Regions from separate parts of the Homo sapiens genome. Here region 1 is linked to region 2. Evidence: chromatin loops called from intact Hi-C (ENCODE). Cell type or tissue: heart left ventricle. All regions are shown on one strand. Links, peaks and the distances in the headings refer to the core of each region. The heading gives the core; the rest is flanking DNA. Region 1 overlaps DISC1 (DISC1 scaffold protein). Region 2 overlaps PCNX2 (pecanex 2).

Region 1 (5,385 bases), core at 319-5,318, 1.4 Mb before region 2:
ATATCAGAATCTCTAGGTGAGTTCATCCATTTCTTTGCCCTGGGCTTTTTAAGAAAGTAGGGCAATGAGTCCCTGGTTTCTCATCTCCGTAAGAATGAAAGGATGCTGGAGCCAAGGTCTAGTCTACTGCCAGTTTCTCCAGGAACAATGTGGAGGAAAAGGACCAGTGTAGATCAGAAGTCCATGAGCGGAAACTCAGAATCAAAGCGGTTATTCAATTCTTCTTTTCTTGGAGGAAATCACTGTGTCGCCTGAAGAGAAAAATGCCCTTTGCTCTTGCACTGGGGAGTTCTGTTTAGTGCCTTTCCACACAAAAGGGCTGTACTGGCTGGTACTATAGACTTTTTTTATGAAGATCTTTTTCATAAATCCTTTTGCAGAGTATAGCCAGGTAGCAGTATATGAACATTGGAAGTGAAACAGTTTTCGTCACACAAAATTAACAATAAAAACACATGCAACTCATCATTTATAAAACGATACTTGCAATTTTTCATTATTCTCATTTCTGAGGGCAAATTTTCAGATGAAAACAGAAAGGAATTTTAGAAGTTTTCATTTTTTTTTCCTACATCAGGCTTCCCTATATGTCGTCTGTATAACAAGCACCTTGATCTTTCATTCAGTTATAAGAGGCTCATAAGCGTTGCCTCTGTTTTCTATATATTGGTAGTGTCATTAGAAAACCTGAGGGGGTGGGCCGGGCGCAGTGGCTCACGCCTGTAATCCCAGCACTTTGGGAGGCCGAGGTGGGCAGATCACGAGGTCAGGAGATTGAGACCATCCTGGCTAACACAGTGAAACCCCGTCTCTATTAAAAATACAAAAAATTAGCTGGGTGTGGTGGTGGGCGCCTGTAATCCCAGCTACGCAGGACGCTGAGGCAGGAGAATGACATGAACCCGGGAGGCAGAGCTTGCAGTGAGCCAAGATCGCACCACTGCACTCCAGCCTGGGTGACAGGGAGACTCGTCTCAAAAACAAAATAAAACAACAACAACAACAAAAAAATCTGAGGAGGTGGACACCATTTTTTGGTACTGAACGACGTGATGACCGTTTAAAAAGAAAGGTAGATGTTAAGAAGGCTTCCTTATACAAAAATTCTTGTATATTGTTCCTTCCAATTTTATTTTTGTTTTGATATATAAAATCCTATGTTAAATCTCTCATCCTGAATATCAGATTACTCCAGAAGGAGAAAGTAGCAGTCTAATTATTTTATTTGGTTGCATGGTAGTCTTAGTACAATTAAATCTCCTTTGAAAGTTTCTCAGTTATGTAGTTATGAATAGCACTCCACACCACGGCTGTGGTAGACCTGGAGCGGTATTGGGCCCAGGTCACAGAATGATCACGGAAGGACTTTAGAGATCACCTATTGAGTCCCTGTTTTAGAGAGGAGCAAGCAAAGGCCCAGAGAACTCACTCCATTTGCCGAGGTCCGACAAGTGTGTAGGTGAGCTGGAGCCAGAACCCTGTCTTTCGGTCTTCACTCTAGAGCTCTTTCCAAACAAACATGCTGACCTGGGAGTCTGACAATTGCTGTATGCTGATGTTTCCTATTTGAAGTCCACATGTCTTTGCAGGGGAAGAGAACTGTCTAGTATCATTCGTTAATGCCCACTCTTCATGTTTGCCAAAGACCACCAATACATTGGGCAGTGATTGTGTTACACTGGTTTGTTTATATGTCGGCTTTCAGTGATGCCAGAAAATCAAAAGGAGGTTAAGAAATCCCAGAGGTTCACCCAGGATGGGAGGCTAAACCTTTGTTGTATTATGAGTCTTAATTCAAGATAACATAATCTTTAGCCTAATAAACATTAGGTTGAATTTTGAAAATGTAAACACTAACTGATCTGTAGACTGACGTCTATTTCCTTGGCAATATTGGCCACACCCATTAAATAATAACTTCTCATTCTCCCTTCCCCCAGCCTCTGGCAACCTCTGTTATACTTTCTGTCTCTGAATTTGACTACTTTAGGTGCCTCATATAAGTGGAATCACATGACATTTGTCCTTTTGTGATACGATATTTTCTTTAAAAAGAAAATGAACAGAAACAGTACATGAGAGAAGTCAGGTCTGCAGCCAGTGTGCCTCTTAGTTCCATATTCATACAAGGCCCTCTTGGAAGCTCAGCTTTGGAGTTGGATATTATCTCAGAAGATATGGCAGCTTAGGAATCTGGTACTCTAAAAACAGATTTACAAGCATTAGACTTTTTTGTATATGTGTGTGGTCATTTTAGTCTTCCTGAAAGTGGTTAAGACCAATATTTCTAGGCAGACTATAGTTCACATCATCCAGTTCTGTAAGTCTTGGATTATCGATCTCATTGTCATGGCAAAAAAGGACAGGGATTACTCAACTCATTACTCCTGTGTCCAGACCTCTGAGCCTGGTGTGTGTGTGTGGCTCAGTGCCTTTCCCATAGTGGCCCACATCCCCCCAGGGCCCTGCATGAAGTTCCTGCAAGTCTACCCCCTGCACGTGCAGAGCAAAAAGAGCTTCCTATGGGAGCTGTTCTCCAGAAAAGACAGAAACCCGGGCCCTAGAGAACCAGAAGATTTAAATTCCAGTTTCAGCTCTGCCATTGACTAATTAGGCAACTGTAGGCAGTTCACTTTGCTCCTTTGGACCAGAGATTTCTCATCTACAAAATGAAAAACTTGGATTTAATTATCTCTGAAGTCACTTCAAGCAGAAATGTAACAATTCTTTGATTTATTAAAAAAAATAACATCAATGATAATGACCAACAGCTAACACTTATTACAAGGCTCCAGGCACTTTCGAAGTCCTTAATATTTAATGTTCACTACTACCTTAGGATATAAGTACTGTGATGCAGAGTCCTGGACACAGAGAAGTCAGCAACTTGCCTGAGGACAGCCTGCAGGACACAGCACTGTGATTTGAACCCAGAGAGTCTGACTTCAGCCCCCAGCGCTCAACTACTATTAATTGAAAGGGCATTGAAGAGACATGATGTCACAATAAAAAGAAAAAAAGAAAAGAAAGCATGTCTTCGACTTTCTAGTCGTCGTGCTTTGTATGGATTCTTCTTTCAACCTTGACGAAAGGGTATAATTAATCTGTAATTAAAGTCATGATAGTTTCTTAATACGAGGAAATGTTGTCATTGCGGTTCTCTGAACACAAGAGGGCGCTGTGGCAAAGCTTACCGTCTGCTCATCCTCTGCCGCAGGAGGGTACAACTTCGTGGGACAAACTTCAAAAGAAAGATGCCATTTCTAAGACCTCATTTATCACCTCGGGATAGCCAGTCTTCATGCCTTTAAAATACAGAATAAAAATAACACATAAATCAACACAATTACATTCCTTCTTGATAGCATCACCAGTCTTCTTGAGGCCTGGCGTCAAACCTCTGCTTCAGTGTTACGTTATGGGGTGCGCATGCCTCCTTAATACCCACCTTGCTGGTATTCTCCAGATGGCTGTCTTCTTAGCAGTAGATGGAATTAAGCACCATAATGAGGGATATTTTATTTAAATCTGCTTTAAAAAAATCTTCCATGACTTATTCACATGTCTGGTTAGCTATCACACTGCCATTCCATGTGATCGGAAATGAGAAAGATTTAAAGAAAGTAATTGTTTAGCATGCAACGGATGTACCTCTTTTGCTTCAGATGAGAATAGGCAGCATAGAAGAACTGGGGCTGATTCGTGGAAGGTTTCCCGTAGCTAGACCCTGGAGGCTGTAAAAAGTGGTTTGGAACTGTGTTTAAAAAATAATAATAATAGAGGGAATAGTGAGGTACCCAGGAGGAGCAGAGAGCGCCTGTTCCAGCCATGGGAGCATCCCCATCAGATACATAGATGCTCTTAATTAATTAGGCTGCTAGTAAACCCTCCTGAGTGTGCAAGACAGGAGGAATTCATTTTCAAGCTTTAAAAAAAAAGATGAGTCTTGGGCACACAGCCCTGTGGCCCATTTGTTATTGTCGTGTTACCCATAAGTCAGCAGTTTTCCTCTCCTGTTGTTGATAGATCTTCCCATACAGTTAGATTTGTTTAGAAAGAAAAGTTTTAAGTCCTTGCAAATGATTACAAACTGAAGAACTGGAAACCCTGGTTAGGAAACAGTTGGAGCACTATGTATGGCTTAATGAAAGGACACAGTCTTTTTAATCCACCAAGCCTGAATCATCAGCTTGGTTAAGACTATCTGTAGAAGGTGAGCAGAGCACTTCAAACCTGGCTATTCGCAAGGGAGAGAAAAAAGCTGCCACTGTCCCCTTAGCATTCCTCTGCTAATCTTCCATTTGTATTGCAATAAGTGTGCTTTGGCATTGAGTGTGTTTTAAAGCTCCTGCTTAGCTGGCTGGGGGACAAGAAAAAACAAAACCTCAAGGACACTCCCACTCAGAGGCATAAAAAAATAAACAGTTGTTTCTGCTTTTGAGAAGAAGTCACATGCATGTGGCTGGCATTCTCAGGTGGGCAAAGGAGAGTGCTCGGTAGCACCTGCCCCAAACCCTCCGTTCTCCCCTTTTTAGGTCAGAAGAGATTCTGCTTTCCTATCTTGTCTCCAGTTTTCACTCTTAGTCCGTATTTTCCCTCCCCTTTTCCACTCTGTCCTTAACTCCTCTTTCCCTCTTTCATCGTTTTCCTTTATTTTTCATCTCTTTCTTTATTCCTTCTCAAGGGTTTGCCGGTGGTTTTGCTAGGCAATACTGAGCTTCAAGGCCATTGTCATGGAAGTTTCCAGTCCTGGGATGTGCTTAGACCAGCCTTTAACTATGCATCCTCAAAACAGCTGGCAGCCTAATCAAACCTTATTTTTTTTCTCTTTGTGAGAGAGGTGAAGAAGATGATAACATGAAATGAAATCTAGGGCCTTTAGAAAGAGTCAGCAAACCAGGCGCAGTGGCTCACATCCATAATCCCAACACTTTGGGAGGCTGACGTGGGGATCACTTGAGGCTAGGAGTTCAAGACCAGGCTGGGCAACATAGCAAGACCCCATCTCTTATATATATATATATATATATATATATATATATATATATATATTTAGCTGGGCATGATGGTAAGCAACCATAGTCCTGGTCACTCAGGAGGCTAAGGCAGGCGGATTGCTCAAGCTCAGGAGTTTGAGGCTTCAGTGTGCTGTCATTGTGCCACTGCACTCCAGCTTGTGTGACAGAGTAAGACCCTGTCTCTAAAAAGGAAAAAAAAAAAAAAAGAGTTACCGGTTATACATTTTTGAGAGGAGCAATGGGGAAATGCAATCATGGGGTAATAATAATCAGGACAAGAGCAGGGGTATGTACTGTCCCCCACCCTGCTGCCCTAAATGCGAGGAAGAAGCCACGTTGCTGGACCCATAATGAGAAGCTTCAGAAG
Region 2 (5,385 bases), core at 186-5,185:
AGATTAAGCTAACTACATTGTAGGTAAGGTAGGTAATGATCATAAATAGGCAAGAGTGGGAAAAGAAATGTACGCTTCTGTGCAAAAAAGTAGAAGGTGTACAGCACCCTCTATCGCCAACTGAAATAAACTAAGAATTGACTACGACATAATGTGTAACGAATGGCTGTTTTAGAGCAGTCTTCCTCCTACTAAGGTGTCCTGCTAGGAAACATGATACAAAGGAAGTGTCAATCAATACATATCAGCTTAATTTTTCCATATTTCTTAGTACATTTCAGATTGTAAAATAATAATAATAATAAACATCATTTTCCTATATAAGCCATTTAAATATCCTTTAAAAAATCTATGGGTTGATTTTCTATTTAAGATCTTTTGGGTCAGTTCTAGAATTAAACAGAACTAGGTTAAAGTATACTACTCACTATCTGTGACTATAAGCATGTTGTCTTCCTACCTTAAATCCTCCCTATTAAATCAGGAAGATATTTTCCTCGTAGGTATCATTGTGAAAACTAAACCAGACTATGTATGTAAAGCAGTGAACACTGCCTTTCATATATTATGTACTTCATAACCATCCCTGGCCCTTTTTACTTCCTTTTGTTGATATAGGATTGACTTTGCTTTTTCTTATATTAAATAGCAACATAACTCCTATGCTTTTATGCAAATGGTATATTAATTTCAGGTGTCTCTGTTAGCAGGCATGGGGGAAGAGTATCTTGCCCTCAAATCACACCTAATCCTCCTTATTTTATAAAGACAGTCTCAAACAGCATATTAACTTCCCTCTTAATTAACCTCTTTTATGAGGGTTGAGTATTCCAGACAAGGCATGGGCATATAAGAAAGATTCTCTTCTGAGCTTAATGACTGGTATATGTCTGCATCAGAAACCTGTATTGTCATCTGTATTGTCATGTGTATATGGGCTCTCCATTTGGCCAGGAGGAAATGGTTACATGCTTACAGTAAGCATTGCTCAAATGGAGACGTTTCCCTTATGTGATATAATTCTCTGGTGTCCTGATAGTGTAGTTATAATCCAGCTTGCCCACCCAAGTACCAAAGAGACGATGATGTCCACAAAAATCACTGAAACGGACAGGTGGACAGGAGCGCAATCTTTGAATAATTCCAAAGTCTATGTTCTTTGCTAGCGTCTCTTCTCCAAGTATTTGCTGCTTATTCTCTCTCATTTTTTTTAAGTTATAGACTGTGAGCAGCATAATCATCTAAAAAGACAGTATCTTAGTAACTTAAAGCCAAAGCGTTTCCCACATTAATACATATAAAGTGAAAGCGTTAAGTTTCAAGAGACATTTTCTCTTCCTCCAAAACAATAATGGAAATGGAAATATCCCAAGCCTGTAGTAACTATTCTGTGAACTACAGTACACGATACTTAGCACATCTGGTCTCAATTATCCCGTTCTCTGGTGAATCTTTGGTAAACTAGTTTGGTTCAGGGCTATAGCAGAGATAAGTTTATTTAAGCTAGATTGAGCTCCAAGCAATAGCAGAAATAGTGATTAATGGTGGAAATTTCTAAAAGTGCTGCCACTAGAAGGTAATAAAGACGGGCCTGGGGCTAGGATCTAGTCTGGGCCAGAAGAGTGCACTTCTGTATGGAAGGAGTTGGGCCTCAAATTGACCATGACGATATTCCACCATACTGGACTCACCAGGTTTCCACCATCTGAGCTTCTACAAGCAACAGACAGTCAAAATACATGTGCTTCTTCTACACTGTCTCACTGATATTGGAAAAACATTTCTTGAAATTCTTCATCTTCCCCAGAGTTTAAAGACGATAGCCTATCACTCTCAGAGAGAGGGCCTCCCTTTTTCTGCCTCTTTCCTTGTTTTTCAGGCTTCCTCCAGGGACATGGGCACAAGGCGCATAGAGGGACACAGAAATGAAAGTCCCAGCAACATGTTCAACATGTAGGATGTTTAACTAAAGCAGCACTGTTCTGAAAACCATAACCTGTTATTTTGAATTTTAACAGGGATTCTTGTTCAATTCTCCTTTTATGTGACAGTAAAATTTGTGTGAGTATCGGAGAAAAAGGCAGCAACACCGTGGAAGTGAGGCAAGGCTGGGAGCATGGGACCTGACTGCCATCATGTGGCAGCAGTGGCTGTTGCCACCGGAACAGAACCACACTGAGCGGCAGGGCCAATTCTCAGGCTTTCAGAGAAAATGCCCCAGAGAACAAAAGTCTTTCTAGAATCAACCTCACAAACCTTTCGTCCTTATGCCTCTATGCCTGGGTGAAAGTACAATCTCTTTCTAATACGTCTAAGAAAACAAGATAAGAATGACAGTGAAAGGAGCAAAGAGTAAAAAGTGAAAGCCAAAAAGAAAGGACATGGAAATTTGGGAGGGCAGACACTATTCCAAGGTAGACCCAGGTGATCATCTGCTTCTTGCCAATCTTTTCCACCTCCATGTGATCAAAGGCACCAAGAACCCACACAAGTTTTTCAAATTTGAAGCAGCAAATACCTATCTCTCTACTATCCAAATTAAGTGAGTGACGCAGCTATATGCATCTCTCAAATATTTGTAATAAAAGACGAAATTTCTAAACTATAATTGAATGGCACATGGTACTGGGTATATCTAATATCGAGAGAAGTCACAATGTTTTACTCTTCATTTTGAATATCTAGTTGACTTGTTTTATTGCCTCACATTCCTGTTCAGCTATTCCAAGTCAGAGTGTCACTATTATTTCTTCTGACTAAAGTTAAAAACACAGTCTAAACAGACATGATTATTTATTGCCGTTTTCTGCCTGCTTATCTTCTTTGGGAACCAGGTAGATAATTAAACATTGTGGCTTTAGAGGACTTTCCTGAAAGTTAATCCCAATAAGTAAGAGGTTTTGTTGAGATAAGGGTCAGAGAAGCTGATAATGTCAACAAAAGAGTAAGAACTCTGAGGAGGTAGTAAAGATTAAGTACAGGGCTTCAATCCACCTTTGGAGTATGGTACACAGTGGGTTCAGAGATATACGGCAGCTTTCAAACATAAGCCTAATTTATAAACTAAAAATATCTGCTAGATCTTTGCTACGATAATTCAAAAACAAAAGCCATGAATAAGTGAATTCAGATAAATATTTATATTACCATCCTACTCTTATTTTTTAAATAAAAACAAGTTGAAGTTCCATCCTTGATATAAAAATCCCCCAAAAAAGTACTGCAAACAAATTTGCTACAGAATGACTCTTCCATTCAGTAGACTACCATGCCTATTTTGTGAGTTATAGATCCTCAAAATGAATGTAAATATCATGTCTTTCCAATCAGATTTCACTGGGGAGCAGATGATATGCATTTTGCATGCATTTCCATTAGATTGCTTATGACACCGTAAAAGCCAGATTAATACTTAAACATGGTTATAGATTGTCCATAGAAGAAAGCTCTGCTATATTACTTGGATTCATTTATACACAAAGAAATATAAATATTTGCTGAACAAAAAAGAGAAACTATCAAGCTTTAATTACAAGATCTACTGAGTAGTAATAAAACTTCACTCTGCAACAAACCCTCTGCACTCAAAAACACATTTCAACTTTCTAAGCAGCTTCACCTCCAACTTCCTAGGCAGATAGCCTACTTCCACTTTGGTTTTCTAGGCAGATTAGCAATTCCAACTTTCTGGGCAAATTAGTTCATTTTGGCTCTGAACTACTGAATCAATCTTGTGTTCTGGGTAATAAAATACTCAAGTGGATTTATCCTCTGGCAGTTTTTCCTACTAGCAATTCTAAAGGCTGCAATTCAAGCTGTAGTTTCCTCATTCTGGTTTCTGGGGAAAGCAGAACTGTGTTAGGTAATGTTACCAAAGATACCTGCTCTATGGACAGCTATTGTACAACCGGAAAATGCTGCTTATGTTTCTGCAGCAGTCCACAAGAACCGCACTGGTTCCCACAGTGACAGTGGGGCCAAGGAGAGAAATTTGTTTCCTCTCCCAGTTTCCTTCAGGAATCCCCAAAGAGACATGGAAGTTACATTACTAACAATTCCCTATTCATACTTGGGAGTCAGGGATATAAAACTGTCACACGGTAACAAGGCTCAACAATAGCTAAGAGGAATGGCTTTTTTGCCAATAATAAGAATCAGCCGTTTAATGGCCCAGTTGGAGACAGTCCCAGCCACTGAAGTCACCTTATGGGGAAAAGGCTGCTTTTCCAATATATCTTCCATGGCTGAATGGCTTACAGCCCCAAGTAGGCATCCTTCCAAGTTCAAAATCAAAGTTTATGTTTGTTTACTGTAATAGAAAACTTAAAATCTAATTGCATTAAAAGCCAAGGACATAATATTAAAGGACCTACTCTAAAATTATCATACATGCCAAGATGTTGGAATACAACAGGTATTTAAGGGGAATGCCTTAAAATCACATAAATCAACTCATAAAAGCACTAGAGGAAAGGCTTCCATCTGGCCAAAAGTCTCTTTTGTTATATAAAATCAGATATTTTGTTATAAAAATCAAGAAACAAAAGTCAACATCTTTTGGTATATCAAGTCACAGTGCAGTTTACCTGAAGTCCTGCTTCTATCCAAAGACAGTAACAACAGCTAACACTGACTGAGGACCCTCTATGGCAGGCACTGTCCTAAGCACTGCATGTGTACTATCACCTTTATTTTTTATTTTTTATTTTTTTTTGAGACTGAGTCTTGCTCTGTTGCCCTGGCTGGAGTGCAGTGACGTGATCTCGGCTCACCACAACCTCCGCCTCCCAGGTTCAAGCTATTCTCCTGCCTCAGCCTCCCAAGCAGCTGGGACTACAGGCATGTGCCACCATGCCCAGCTAATTTTTTATTTTTAGTAGAGACGGGGTTTCACTATGTTGATCAGGCTGGTCTTGAACTCCTGACCTTGTGATCCGCCCGCCATGGCCTCCCAAAGTGCTGGGATTACAGGCATGAGCCACCACACCAGGCCCACATTTAATTTTTAAAGCAAACCAGTGAATTAATTACAGAAGTATTATCTGCATTTTTTGGTTAGAAAATGGATACTTAAGATGGTTAAGCAAGTTGCATAACGTCAAACAAAAAGTAAATATCAGTGCTGGAATTTGAACCCAGATAAGTCCGAGACAAAACTTGTGTTCACATAGCTAGATACTAAACCTCTGATTTCAAGGAAGTAAAATTCTCAGTGTCAGATTTTCCTCTGTTGTTAGCTTTCATACAGACAGGGAAAATTGTTTCCTTATGAACTAATAAAACACAGGGCTGGACTGGGTGCGGTGACTCATGCCTATAATCCCAGAACTTTGGGAAGGTGAGGAGGGCAAATCACTTTGAGGCCACGAGTTCGAGACCAGCCTA

What was found. A loop is a pair of places that touch in the nucleus more often than their neighbours do. Peaks named below come from ENCODE experiments on the same cell type or tissue, not always from the same donor. Only the 100,000 strongest peaks of a DNase experiment are listed, where the experiment ranks them.
Region 1: it touches region 2 in a loop (8-fold over the local background); 28 of 110 quality-filtered maps call a loop at or near these places.

What each region holds. Positions count from the first base shown.
Region 1 is chr1:231,863,684-231,869,068 of GRCh38, forward strand. The region is part of intron 9 of DISC1 (DISC1 scaffold protein); the gene reads left to right. All of the region lies in intron 12 of TSNAX-DISC1 (TSNAX-DISC1 readthrough (NMD candidate)), which reads left to right. Among named protein-coding and RNA genes, the nearest start is that of DISC2, 48 kb to the left of the region's middle. In heart left ventricle, for the core only: a CTCF peak has its summit at 3,163 (motif pointing right); a DNase peak (open chromatin) is centred at 3,198.
Region 2 is chr1:233,239,136-233,244,520 of GRCh38, forward strand. The region is part of intron 8 of PCNX2 (pecanex 2); the gene reads right to left. Among named protein-coding and RNA genes, the nearest start is that of PCNX2, 54 kb to the right of the region's middle. RefSeq lists a silencer at 3,788-4,082. In heart left ventricle, for the core only: CTCF peaks have their summits at 2,136 (motif pointing left) and 2,335; a DNase peak (open chromatin) is centred at 2,126; H3K4me3 peaks cover 271 bases.